3 separate regions of the Homo sapiens genome follow, and regions 2 and 3 are each linked to region 1. A link is a loop called in an ENCODE intact Hi-C map of the cell type or tissue named here. Cell type or tissue: endothelial cell of umbilical vein. All regions are shown on one strand.

Region 1 (4,000 bases):
GGGAAGGGAGTGATAAAGCAAAATATTCAGGTGGCAGGGCATAATTATATTATTTTAATTTAGACACATTAATAGAGCAATACAGATCCAATTATCAGCAAGATTAATAAACACAGCTTAAGTTTCCAATTAGTGGAGGTAGAGATGGAGGTGGAGGGGTGATGAAGGCAAGGGAATGAAAAAAATGTGACCAAGTCAGCCAACGTAAGAAAATAGAAAAGAGGAAATAACAATAAAGAATAAGGAATAGTAAACCTAAAATCAGATGAAATGGCAAGGCATGTGCATCTCTTTTCATGTAAGATATGAATGGTCTAAAATCATCAATCAAATAACAGAAAACTTCAGATTGAGTTCAGAAAATATTACACTATCTGTTGCTTATAGATATTTCACACACCACAAAGTGGCCAAGAAAGTTTGAAAAGTTCTTGTAGATGTGTGACAGTCATGCAGTATGCACTTCATATAGCTGTTTATTATTTAATTTTATGAGGGATGTTGACCAGCTGTGGTTTTAGAGAATTAAACTGGGCTTGGATTCATGCTAAAGGAAATAAACAAACTTATGGAGAAAAAGACATCACTATCTTTTCATGATTCTCACTGGGAACATTGTTCTGCTAGAAGTGGAGAAAACAGGAGAGACAGAAGGAGAATCAGTCTCTTTAGGATATGTCTTGCCAAGAGGGCATGTTTCCTACCAGTTGGATGGAACCCTGTGGTGGTGGCGGTGGCTAGGCAGCTTCCTGGGAGCACTTCTTCCTGCCGTTCTCCTTACAACCCACCAGGAGCCTGTCCTGGCGGGCGCTTTAGAAGGCAGGACTGCCTTGGGATGCATTGGGTTTTTCCACCCACACTAGTTCCCGCCCTTTGGGGACAGGAAAAGGCAGTTGGGATCCAAATAGACTGATTACTCTCTTTTATGGAATTCCTCCAGATACAACAGTAATTCAGTTCACATTGCTCATCAACGTGCAGGCCACATGTCTCTGGATGGTCCCTGTATATTTGAACATTCTTCACTTGCTCTGATGTTTTCCCCAGCTTCCAGATGTTCTTGGGAGATTACAAAACAGACAAGAATAGAAATTGAAAATTTTGAAAGCATATTTTAGTCTCTATATAATATAAATTTAGCGTAAGTCAAGCTAAGAGATTAAACCTGATGTGCATAAGAGTATTTTCTTTGGATGCAAATGTAGAGGAAAAACACACATTTGATGTTGGAAACTAAGTATGCTTATTTTCTGTTGGCCTTTGCCTTGAACCTAGTTCTGTAATGGGCACATAGCAGATATTCAATACATCGTGTTAAATTAATGTCATTTAGCAAAGTGAATTTTATCCACAAACTTTTGTCATAATAAAAACATGATTCGGAGTTGTTATGTGGTCTGATCCACGAAGAAGAGCTAAAATTACAATGCTGAGCTAAAAGTTGAAGTGAAATGTACCCAGTTAGAATCATGTAAGCAAACAGGGTTATTAGTACTAGTAGTACTTGAAAATGTGAGTGGAAGACTAAATGACAGAGATGTTTTGCATTGACTTTCATGTTTTCTCCTCAAGTCCAAGATACATTGCACTAAAGGTTGGAGTTCCAGTCATGTAGAGTGAAGACAGGTCTTCATATTAAACACAGCTAGAGCCTAAATGAGAAATAAGTTCCCTTTTCATTGAAACAACTGAACATTTTCTTTCTGAGTTTGCCAATTGTAGATGGTTGGTGGGCAAGAGAATGTATGCTTTGAACATTATTGGAGTTGTTGTGTGAGCATGAGAGAGACTCAACCTTGTCAATAGAATCAGTTTGTCCCCACTATCCTAGCCCGGATTATTACCTACTCTATTCTCAAGATGTAATCAAAAGAGAAGATACCTCTAGCACAAAGCCACGACCATCTGTAGACAGATGATGCAGTGGCCTTTGAACTGGTGGTGACCAGAACAGTAGCCTCATGGGAATGAAAGTGTTTTTATAACACTGTGCCATATTACCTCTGTTTTTTGAAAGACTTCAAGAATATATGTAAGACAGTTCTTATAAATTTTCATCATTTATGGGTGGTGTCCAAACATTTAGACATTTGGAGTTTATCTTGTTGGTATGCATGCATTAATACCCAGGGACCTGCAGGAACCAAATTCTAGATGTGCATTTTTCACTCTTACGCTACTCTTAGAAATATTTTGAGCTTGTCATTGTCTGGCAGATGCAGGGAACATGGGCATGGAGAGTTCCGAATACTGATGCTGTGTTGGAACTTAGTAATTCCCTCAGGAAATGTTGGGTCCCTCCCAATCTCCTGCCATCTCTTTTACTGCCCTTAGCTAAGTCCATCACACCCCTTGCTATAATCCTGGGCAATCTCTATGCTGAGAAAACTCTTCTGACGCCATTCGCGGGCTTTCGTCTGTGTTCTTCCTCGATCATACACTTGGCTGTAAAATAATATTTTACCATGAGGTGTCGCTGTCTAACACATAATGTAAGCAATAAAGTAAAATAATTTCAATTTATTTTTAAAAATCACCTGATTGATACTGTAACACATTAAATATGTAGATTTTGAATTTTTTGCTTTAGATAAGAAATTCAGACAGAAAAAACTGGCAAATCTTCAGTTGGAATTTTTTAAGTAAATAAAATGTCGAAGTTTATTTTATTTACTGGAAAGATTGCTAAGGAAAATCCAAGTCTTTTAGGTTGTCATTCTGAGCAATCTCTGACTTATTTCAAATCTACATTTCCGAAACTGTTTCTTTTGATAAAGAAGAAATCTGTCTTTAAGTACACCACACACCTTAGTCATATTGTGCTGTTTGTCACTGTTTGGATATTTGTATACTTTTCCATGCTATCTCATTTATTAGGAATATTCTTCCTTCACCCTCCAATGTTATCTGTTTAAAACCTACTTACTTTTACAAAGAAGCTTGGATACTAAGTTCTCTTAGTCCTCTATGAAAACTTTCTTAGTATTTTCAAATGGAAGCACTTATCCCTACTTTTAGGTCTGTATGCCTTTTCTTTACCTTTTTTTTTTTTTTTTTTTTTTGAGGCAGGGTCGTACTCTGTCCCCCAGGTTGGAGTGCAGTGGCGTGATCTCAGCTCACTGCAATCTCCACCTGCCAGGTTCAAGTGATTCTCGTGCCTCAGGCTCCCAAGTAGCTGGGACTACAGGTGTGCGCCACCACACCTGGCAACTTATTTTTTTTTATTTTTATTTTGTTGGTAGAGATGGGGTTTCATTATGTTGCCCAGGCTGGTCTAGAACTCCTGGGCTTAAGCATTTCACCAGCCTCAGCCTCCCAGTGTAGATCTCTATGCCATTTTATTGTGCTTTTTATGCAGCATTTAGTAAAACACTAGCTCAAACAATATTCGTTCCTATTTTATCATGAAAGTGATGATGAATGATTATGATGTAATGACCACAAAGCCTAGAACAGTGCTTAAAGGTTAGTAAATGTTAGTGATGTTAGTTAAGTAAGTGAATTAATAATTTAAAACAACAGACAGAGGAAGATTGAATTCTAGTTGACTTTCGAAGCATTGCTAATTTACTGGGTGCTGGAGACTGGCCATACAATACTAATTAAAGAGTAATGATCAATGACAGTATCTAAATATATAAAGAAATGCATTCTATGCCGTGCTGTAGGAAACCAATCAGAACAATTGATTTACTGTCCATGATAATTGATGACATGAGAAAGTAAACAGGTCATCAAAGTGTTAGCAACTCTCTTTTGGGCTTCTAGCTTTTTAGCCCTGCTCTTCTGCACAAGTAAGAACACAGTTAGAAACATGATATATACCCTGTCTGTATTCAAGTCAGGAAAAGTGTTCCCTTTATCCATCATATTGGTGATAAAAATAATGTGGTACCGACAATACTGAAAGGGGAGAACAGAAAGTCTATCAAGGTAAAAATTAAGGAGATTGGAGTTTGAACTCACTCTTTAGTAACTCAGTCTATTAAAGAGAGATGAA
Region 2 (4,000 bases), 820 kb after region 1:
CACTGTTAGCCTCCTGAGTCCGAGCCTTCACTACCTACATCCCCTCCCTCTTCATCCCATATGGCCATTCTCTCTCCATATGTGCATACAAACCTTTTGGGAATCCATTGCATATGTCACATTTTTTAAACAGGTTATCCTGTGATGCACATTAGACATTTCTAAGACCATTTACTACAAGGTTGATTTTTCTTTGAGAACTTATTATATTTACTTTTGGACTCAACACATTTTTTCTCATTAAGCTTCTCAAGTCATCTCTCCTTACTCATCAGACAAATGCCATTCCAGGTGAGGAATTTTGTGTCCTAAAAGCCTGAGTTTTTAAAGAGCTATTTGCAAATTATTGTTATTTTCTGGATCTGACTGACATACCAGGTGAGAGTTGTCAGCTGTTAGCTGACAGTTGCAAATCCAGGGGCCTTAAGTCAAGACTCCAGATAAGAAACACAGCAGCCCAAACTAAAGGTACTATTTCCAAATACATGTCTAGGTATTTGCTTCTCTTTTTTTAGAATAAGATCAGATTATATATAAATTATATTATTGCATAGTATCTCTTTCATAAGGTCTGTTATGGTGATAAAAATCAATAAATATATGTGAAGTGCTTAGAACAGTACAATGCAATTTAAGTATGTGTTGCTATTTTCTTTTCCTTAAGATGACTAATTATTTAATAGTCTAAGTGGGTACTATATTAGGGTTCTCTACAGGGACAAAATTAATGGAATAGACATATATATAAAGGGGAGTTTATTAAGTATTAATTCACATGATCACAAGGTCTCACAATAGGCCGTCTGTGGGCTGAGGAGCAAAAAGAGCCAGTCTGAGTTCCCAAACTGAAGAACTTGGAGTTCGATGTTTGAGGACAGGAAGCACCCAGCCTGGGAGAAAGATGTAGGCTGGGAGGCTAGGCCAGTCTCTCTTTTCAGATTTTTCTGCCTGCTTATATTCTAGCTGTGCTGGCAGCTAATTAGATTGTGCCCACCCAGATTAAGGGTGGGTCTGCCTTTCTCGGCCCACTGACTCAAATGTTAATCTCCTTTGGCAACACCCTCACAGACACACCCAGGATCAATAATTTAATCCATGATTGAATCCTTCAATTCAATCAAGTTGACACTCAGTATTAACCATCACAGGTATACTCTCTTAAATTAGAATCCAAAATATAATCTTCATGTGCTGTTGTTATTAATATTTCAAATCTTTGGTAGATTAAAATAATATGACTTAAGTAGTTTAAATTCACAGTGTAATTGTAACTATACATATGTTTGGAAACCTGGATATATCAATGCAGTATGTGAGACAGGAAAATAATTAGGTTACAAAGACAGTACAGATCTAATAATTCTGTCCTGTTGGAGCACATAACAGAAGAAAAACACACGAGAGGTAACACTGAGACCTAATAAAAACAACCAAAAGGAACTGCCCAGCAGAGAGGAAGAGACTCAGACGCAGCAGTTTTGGCCGCGTAACTGATTGACTAAGCAACCTGAAGCCTGTCATGAATCGGTGTTTTATTCAAATGTGAATAAAGATGACTGCCCCAAATTTTAGTTACCACGGTGTGAAAACATTCATTTTTCACTGTCAGTCAGAAAATATAAATTCTCTGTTAGCTATGTCTCCAGACACACTCTCAGCCATGGCTGGAATAAGCTTTGATTCCATCTAGGCTGGGAGTGTAAACTACTCATTTCCTCACACTGTACCACGGCTATCCCAATACAGGCCTCCAGGAGGCAGTGTCTCTTCATTTTAACTGAGTGCATGAATTCTGCCAGTTCTTCAATATACTTAACTTCTGTCTTCATTCTCCTAGGAAACCTTTCTAGTCCAAGAGAAAGTATTCTGTAATGGTAGCCCTCCCACTGGCCCACCCATCATGGAATAATGCATCATGACTTTGCTAGGTTGGGTGAGTTCGTTCAAAGGTCACACACAGGCCTTTGGTTTCGGGAAAGGTAGAGAGAAAGGGACCACAATTTTGAGAGTAAAAGGACAGGAATGATTTTATGTTTGCAGCACTTGAGGGAAGATGTGATTTTTAAAACAGAGCTTAAAAACCTAAACAAACAAAAAATTCTTGGCCCTCATATGTGTATAGGTTGTCCTAAGGAATGCCTTTATTGCTTTACATATGACAACCAAAGTTCCTGTTGAGACCTCAGGTTGACACTTTGTTACTTTTCCCACTGAAAGTTGCTTTTGATGTTCGTTCGCACTGATTTTTACCTTCAACCAAGCCCTTGGATGTGATGTTAGCCATTGCCACTATCAAATACCCTAGAAGAGTGGATATAACCCTTTTTTGATGAGTGTCTTTGAAGTTCCAATGAGATACATGTATATTGCTGAACCTACACATATGTATATATCTTTATGCTTTGCTAACAATTTCAAGGATCTCCTAGACTTTGTTCAGTAAAGTCTTCTAGGTGAAGAAGAGAGAGCCCCTTACAGCTCTCTCACTGCTATCCTAGGTCAATTAGATTAGTCTGGTAATTAAGTGGTTTTTTGTGAACCAGTAACTGTATTGAAAGTCAAATATCAACAATTCAGGAAAACTGTCTTTGACTTCTTTATTTGGAAATATTCTATGAAGAGAGAATTTTTAATCACCACATAGGACTGATGTTTTATTTGTAGTTTGATCACCAGGTAACTGCTTCATTCATGCATTTCATTTATTTTTACTATCATTACCTCGCTTTACATAATAATATTTAACAATTACTGTAATCAGAACACTATTCACACTTTAACCAAGTGTCTTTTATGACACTCCTGAGAAAGAGATATCTCTTCTGGATAACCAAGCCAGAGAAGAATAGTTCAATAGCTTTATTACTATGATAGTGAAAGTTGATATCAATGCTAAATTGATGACTCTCTATCCTAGGATCATCAAACCACACCTTTCTCCTTTATAAAAGTCAGCAATACTTCCACATTTGCTAATTTCATAAATGATTTAGTAATATCAACTAATACAAAGTATTTGCAAAGCATCTGAAAAAAGTCATTTTCAGACAAAATCCTCATCAAGCTTAAAATTTCATGTCCTAAATTTAGAATATTATAGTCACAAAAACTACCTCCATTTTATCATAAAGTGTCTATTGATGTCACCACCACTGTCATTGTTGCAATTGTCATTCATTGGTTCAAGCTTTAAGATCAGAGTGGCACCTAGTGGTACATTCTTTTTCTTTTCCCCCTCTTTTGTTCTGCTTCAAATTATCAACAGGTACACTTTGAATACACATTGAGTACTCATTATAACAACTTTATTAATGAAATGCTTACTACCACCACTTCCCTAAACTTATAGAAACAAATCATTTTGGAATTTGAAATCTCATATTTTGAAAATACGTGACACGAAAATGTTGTTGACAGAACGGAAGCTCATTGGTAATATTTACTGACAATGAAAGTTCTAAAATGGAATATAAAAATGAGATGTTTCTTTAAAAATCAAGAAATGTAAAAGGCATGCTAATATGATAACGGCCATCCCAAGACAATAACTCAAGAATTAACTGTCTGCAAATAATCATCTGTGAAACAGTACCTTGACTTTAAAGTCCTTAAAAATGCAAGCATGAAGATAACGGAGCTAATCATACTAATTAACTCACTGTGCCTTGTAACAAATTAATTTTGAGTAAAGGAACAGGCAACTAGAGAAAAAGGCCAAAATCTCAATTAGTTAATCTGAATAGAACATAAATACTCTCAGAACTTTTTTGGCCTTTAGAATAAGAGTAGAACCGGGAGGGTGGGAGCAGTGATCACTCCATGCTGACAGCCTGGAATTGTTATTTATGGCACCGTTTTTCAGTTCTACATTCCAATGCGAGAATTTACCACGTTTGGGCAGCAGAACATGACAGGTTGACGTAGACTATCCATAACAGGCTCCACCCTCAGAGAACTAATCTAACCTGAAACTTTAACAAGCTCTTCCTATTACTAGGAA
Region 3 (4,000 bases), 700 kb after region 1:
TCTCCCTTACTTTTGTTATTTACCCAGTAGTCATTCAGGAGCAGGTTGTTCAGTTTCTGTGTACTTGTGGTTTTGAGTGAGTTTCTTAATCCTAATTTGATTGCACTGTGATCTGAGAAACTGTTATAATTTCCATTTTCTTGCATTTGCTGAGGAGTGTTTTACTTCCAATTATGTGGTCAATTTTAGAAAAAGTGCTATGTGGTGCTGAGAAGCATGTGTATTCTGTTGATTTGGGGTTGAGAGTTCTGTAGATGTCTATTAGGTCCGCTTGGTCCAGAGCTGAGTTCAAATCCTGAATATCTTTGTTAATTTTCTGTCTCATTGATCTAATATTGACAGTGGGGTGTTAAAATCTCCCACTATTACTGTGTGGGAGTCTAAGTCTCTCTGCAGGTCTCTAAGAACTTGCTTTATGAATCTGGGTGCTCCTGTATTGGGTGCATATATATTGGATAGTTAGCTCTTCTTGTTGCATTGATCCCTTCACCATTATGTAATGTCCCTCTTTGTCTTTTTTTATCTTTGTTGGTTTAAAGTCTGTTATATCAGAGACTAGGATTGCAACCCTTTTTTTTTTCCATTTGCTTGGAAAATAAATCTTCCTCCATCCCTTTATTTTGAGCCTATGTGTGTCTTTGCACGTGAGATGGGTCTCCTGAATATAGCACACAAATGGGTTTTGACTCTTTATCCAATTTGCCAGTCTGTGTCTTTTAATTGGTGGCATTTAGCCCATTTACATTTAAGGTTAATATTGTTATGTGTGAATTTGATCCTGTCATTATGATGCTAGCTGGTTATTTTGCCTGTTAGTTGATGCAGTTTCTTCATAGTGTCAATGGTCTTTACAATTTGGTTTGTTTTTGCAGTGGCTGATACTAGTTTTTTTTCTTTCCATATTTAGTGATTCCTTCAGAAGCTCTTGTTAGGCAGGCCTGGTGGTGACCAAATCTCTCGCATTTGTTTGTCTGTAAAGGATTTTATTTCTCCTTTGCTTATGAAGCTTAGTTTGGCTGGATATGAAATTCTGGGTTGAAATTCTTTTCTTTAAGAATGTTGAATATTTTTCCCCTCTCTCTTCTGGCTTGTAGGGTTTCTGCAGAGAAATCTGCTGTTAGTCTGATGGGCTTCCCTTTGTGGGTAACCTAACCTTTCTCTCTGGCTGCCCTTAACATTTTTTTCTTCATTTCAACCTTGGTGAATCTGACGATTATGTGACTTGGGGTTGCTCTTCTCAAGAAATATTTTTGTGGTGTTCTCTGTATTTCCTGAATTTGCATGCTGGCCTGTCTTCCTAGGTTGGGGAAGTTCTCCTGGATAATATCCTGAAGAGTGTTTTCCAACTTGGTTCCATTCTCCCCATCACTTTCAGGTACACCAGTCAAACATAGATTTGGTCTTTTCACATAGTCCCATATTTCTTGGAGGCTTTGTTTGTTCCTTTTCACTGTTTTTTCTCTAATTTAGTCTTCACACTTTATTTCATTAAGTTGATCTTCAATCTCTGATATCCTTTTTTCCACTTGATTGATTCAGCTATTGATACTTCTGTATGCTTCACAAAGTTCTCGTGCTGTGTTTTTCAGCTCCATCAGGTCATTTATGTTCTTCTCTAAACTGTTTATTCTAGTTAGCAATTTGTCTAACCTTCTTTCAAGGTTGTTAGCTTCCTTGCCTTGGGTTAGAACATGCTCCTTTAGCTCCTCCTTTAGGAGGATTTTGTTATTACCTACCCTTCTGAAGCCTACTTCTGTCAATTCATCTATCTCATTTTTCCATCCAGTTTTGCTCCCTTGCTGGTGAGGAGTTGTGATCCTTTGGATCACAAAGGCATTCTGGTTTTTGGAATTTTCAGCCTTTTTGTGCTAGTTCTTCCTCATCTTCACGGATTCATCTACCTTTGGTCTTTGATGTTGATGAGTTTCAGATGAGGTTTCTGTGTGGACATCTTTTTTGTTGATGTTGATGCTATTCTTTTCTGGTTTTTAGTTTTCCTTCTAACAACCAGGCCCCTCTTCTGCAGGTCTGCTGCTGTTTGCTGGAGGTCCACTCCAGACCCTGTTTGCCTGGGTATCACCAGTGGAGGCTGCAGAACAGCAATGATTGCTGCCTGTTCCTTCCTCTGGAAGCTTCGTCCCTGAGGTGCACCTGCCAGGTGCCAGCTGGAGCTCTCCTGTATGCAGTGTCTGTCAACCCCCGCTGGGAGGTATCTCCCAGTCAGTAGGCATGGGGGTCAGGGCACCACTTGAGGAGGCAGTCTGTCCTTTAGCAGAGCTTGAGTGCTGTGCTGGGAGATCCACTGCTCTCTTCAGAGCTGGCAGGCAGGAACATTTAAGTCTGCTGAATCTCTGCCCACAGCTGCCCCTTCCCCCAGGTCCTCTGTCCCAGGGAGATGGGAGTTTTATCCATAAGTCCCTCACTGGAACTGCTGCCTTTCTTTCAGAGATGCCCTGCTCAGAAAGGAGGAATCTAGAGAGGAAATCTGGCTACAGCGGCTGTGCCAGGCTGCAGTGGGCTCCACCCAGTTCGAACTTCCTGGCAGCTTTTTTTAAACTGTGAAGGGGAAACCACCTACTTAGGCCTCAGTAATGGCAGATGCCCCTCCCCACACTAAGCTGGAGCATCCCAGGTCGACTTCAGACTGCTGTGCTGGCAGCAAGAGTTTCAAGCCAGTGGATCTTAGCTTGCTGGGCTCCGTGAGGGTGGGATCCACTGAACTAGACCACTTGGTTCCATGGCCTCAGCCCTCTTTCCAGGGGAGTGAATGGTTCTGTCTTGCTGGCGTTCCAGGCACCACTGGGGTATGGAAAAAAAAAAAAAAAAAAAAAACTCCCGCAGCTAGCTTGATGTCTGCCCAAAGGGCTGCCTGGTTTTGTACTTGAAACCCAGGGTCCTGGTGGCGTAGGCACCTGAGGGAATCTCCTGCTCTGCGGGTTATGAAGACCATGGGAAAAGCATAGTATCTGGGCCAGAGTGCACTGTTCCTCACAGCACATACCTCATGGCTTCCCTTGGCTAGGGGAGGGAGTCCCCCAACCTCTTGTGCTTCCTGGGTGAGGGAATACCCCACCCTGCTTCGGCTCGCCCTCCGTGGGCTGCACCCACTGTCTAACCAGTCCCAATGAGATGAGCCACGTACCTCAGTTGGAAATGCAGAAATCACGCACCTTCTGCATTGACCTCACTGGGAGCTGCAGACTGTAGCTGTTCCTATTCAGCCATCTTGACAGCCATGCCCCATTATCTGAATTCTTATAGCCATGAAATTGCGTAGGGAAGCAGTCATGCCTCAAAAGTATTCATTAATGAACTTGTAAAATTAATCCTGACTCACTCAAATACCCCAACCCTATCTTAATAAATGTGTGATAAATACATAACACAACTTTATTTCAAAGTAAAATTGCAAAACTTGAAAAGATGTAAGATTTCATAGAGTAGATAAAAGTGTTGGTAACCTTTTAAGTCACCAACAAAGTTAGCTAAATGAGGATTAGCAGAGGCAGGTCAATTAAGGATGAAGGAGAAGAAAATCAACCAGAAAAAAAATGACAAGAACGGGTCTTCAAAGAAGAATCATTCAACAATCAAAGGATTTAAGATAGGCCCTTGGTAAAAGTCTTGAAATATTTTTATAAAAGTTATTATCTTTATGATTGTGTTGGAAAGTGAAATATAAACTTAGAAGATGTCATAGCATGGTATCATTTATTCTTATCAGAAAATAGCATCCCAATAATCCATTTTAAATGGATTATAATAAGTGGACTGATCTGGTGCTAATTTTCCTAGAAAACAGAAGGAAGATTTCCTGTATGTACAGCCAAACCAAAGACATAATAATGTTAGTCTTCTCATAAGCAACAATAAATGTTAAAAACAGTGGGAAAATGTCTTAAAAATTCTGAGATAAAATGACTTTAAATCAAGAATTTTATACATAAACAAACTACCAATGAAGTGTTTATCTTCCATGTATTCTTCTTCTGAAAAAATA

What was found. A loop is a pair of places that touch in the nucleus more often than their neighbours do. Peaks named below come from ENCODE experiments on the same cell type or tissue, not always from the same donor. Only the 100,000 strongest peaks of a DNase experiment are listed, where the experiment ranks them.
Region 2: a loop joins it to region 1, with 2.9 times the contacts of the local background. A loop is called at or near these places in 5 of 110 quality-filtered maps.
Region 3: a loop joins it to region 1, with 15 times the contacts of the local background. A loop is called at or near these places in 9 of 110 quality-filtered maps.

What each region holds. Positions count from the first base shown.
Region 1 is chr14:37,901,312-37,905,311 of GRCh38, forward strand. LINC00517 (long intergenic non-protein coding RNA 517) reads right to left here and starts at 813. Exons shown (of 2, transcript NR_135286.1): 1 at 705-813. In endothelial cell of umbilical vein, a CTCF peak has its summit at 2,462; a DNase peak (open chromatin) is centred at 2,460; H3K27me3 peaks cover 898 bases.
Region 2 is chr14:38,720,278-38,724,277 of GRCh38, forward strand. No RefSeq gene overlaps it. Among named protein-coding and RNA genes, the nearest start is that of LINC00639, 190 kb to the right of the region's middle. In endothelial cell of umbilical vein, a CTCF peak has its summit at 1,745 (motif pointing right); a DNase peak (open chromatin) is centred at 1,754.
Region 3 is chr14:38,599,057-38,603,056 of GRCh38, forward strand. No RefSeq gene overlaps it. Among named protein-coding and RNA genes, the nearest start is that of LINC00639, 320 kb to the right of the region's middle. In endothelial cell of umbilical vein, a CTCF peak has its summit at 1,734; a DNase peak (open chromatin) is centred at 1,725.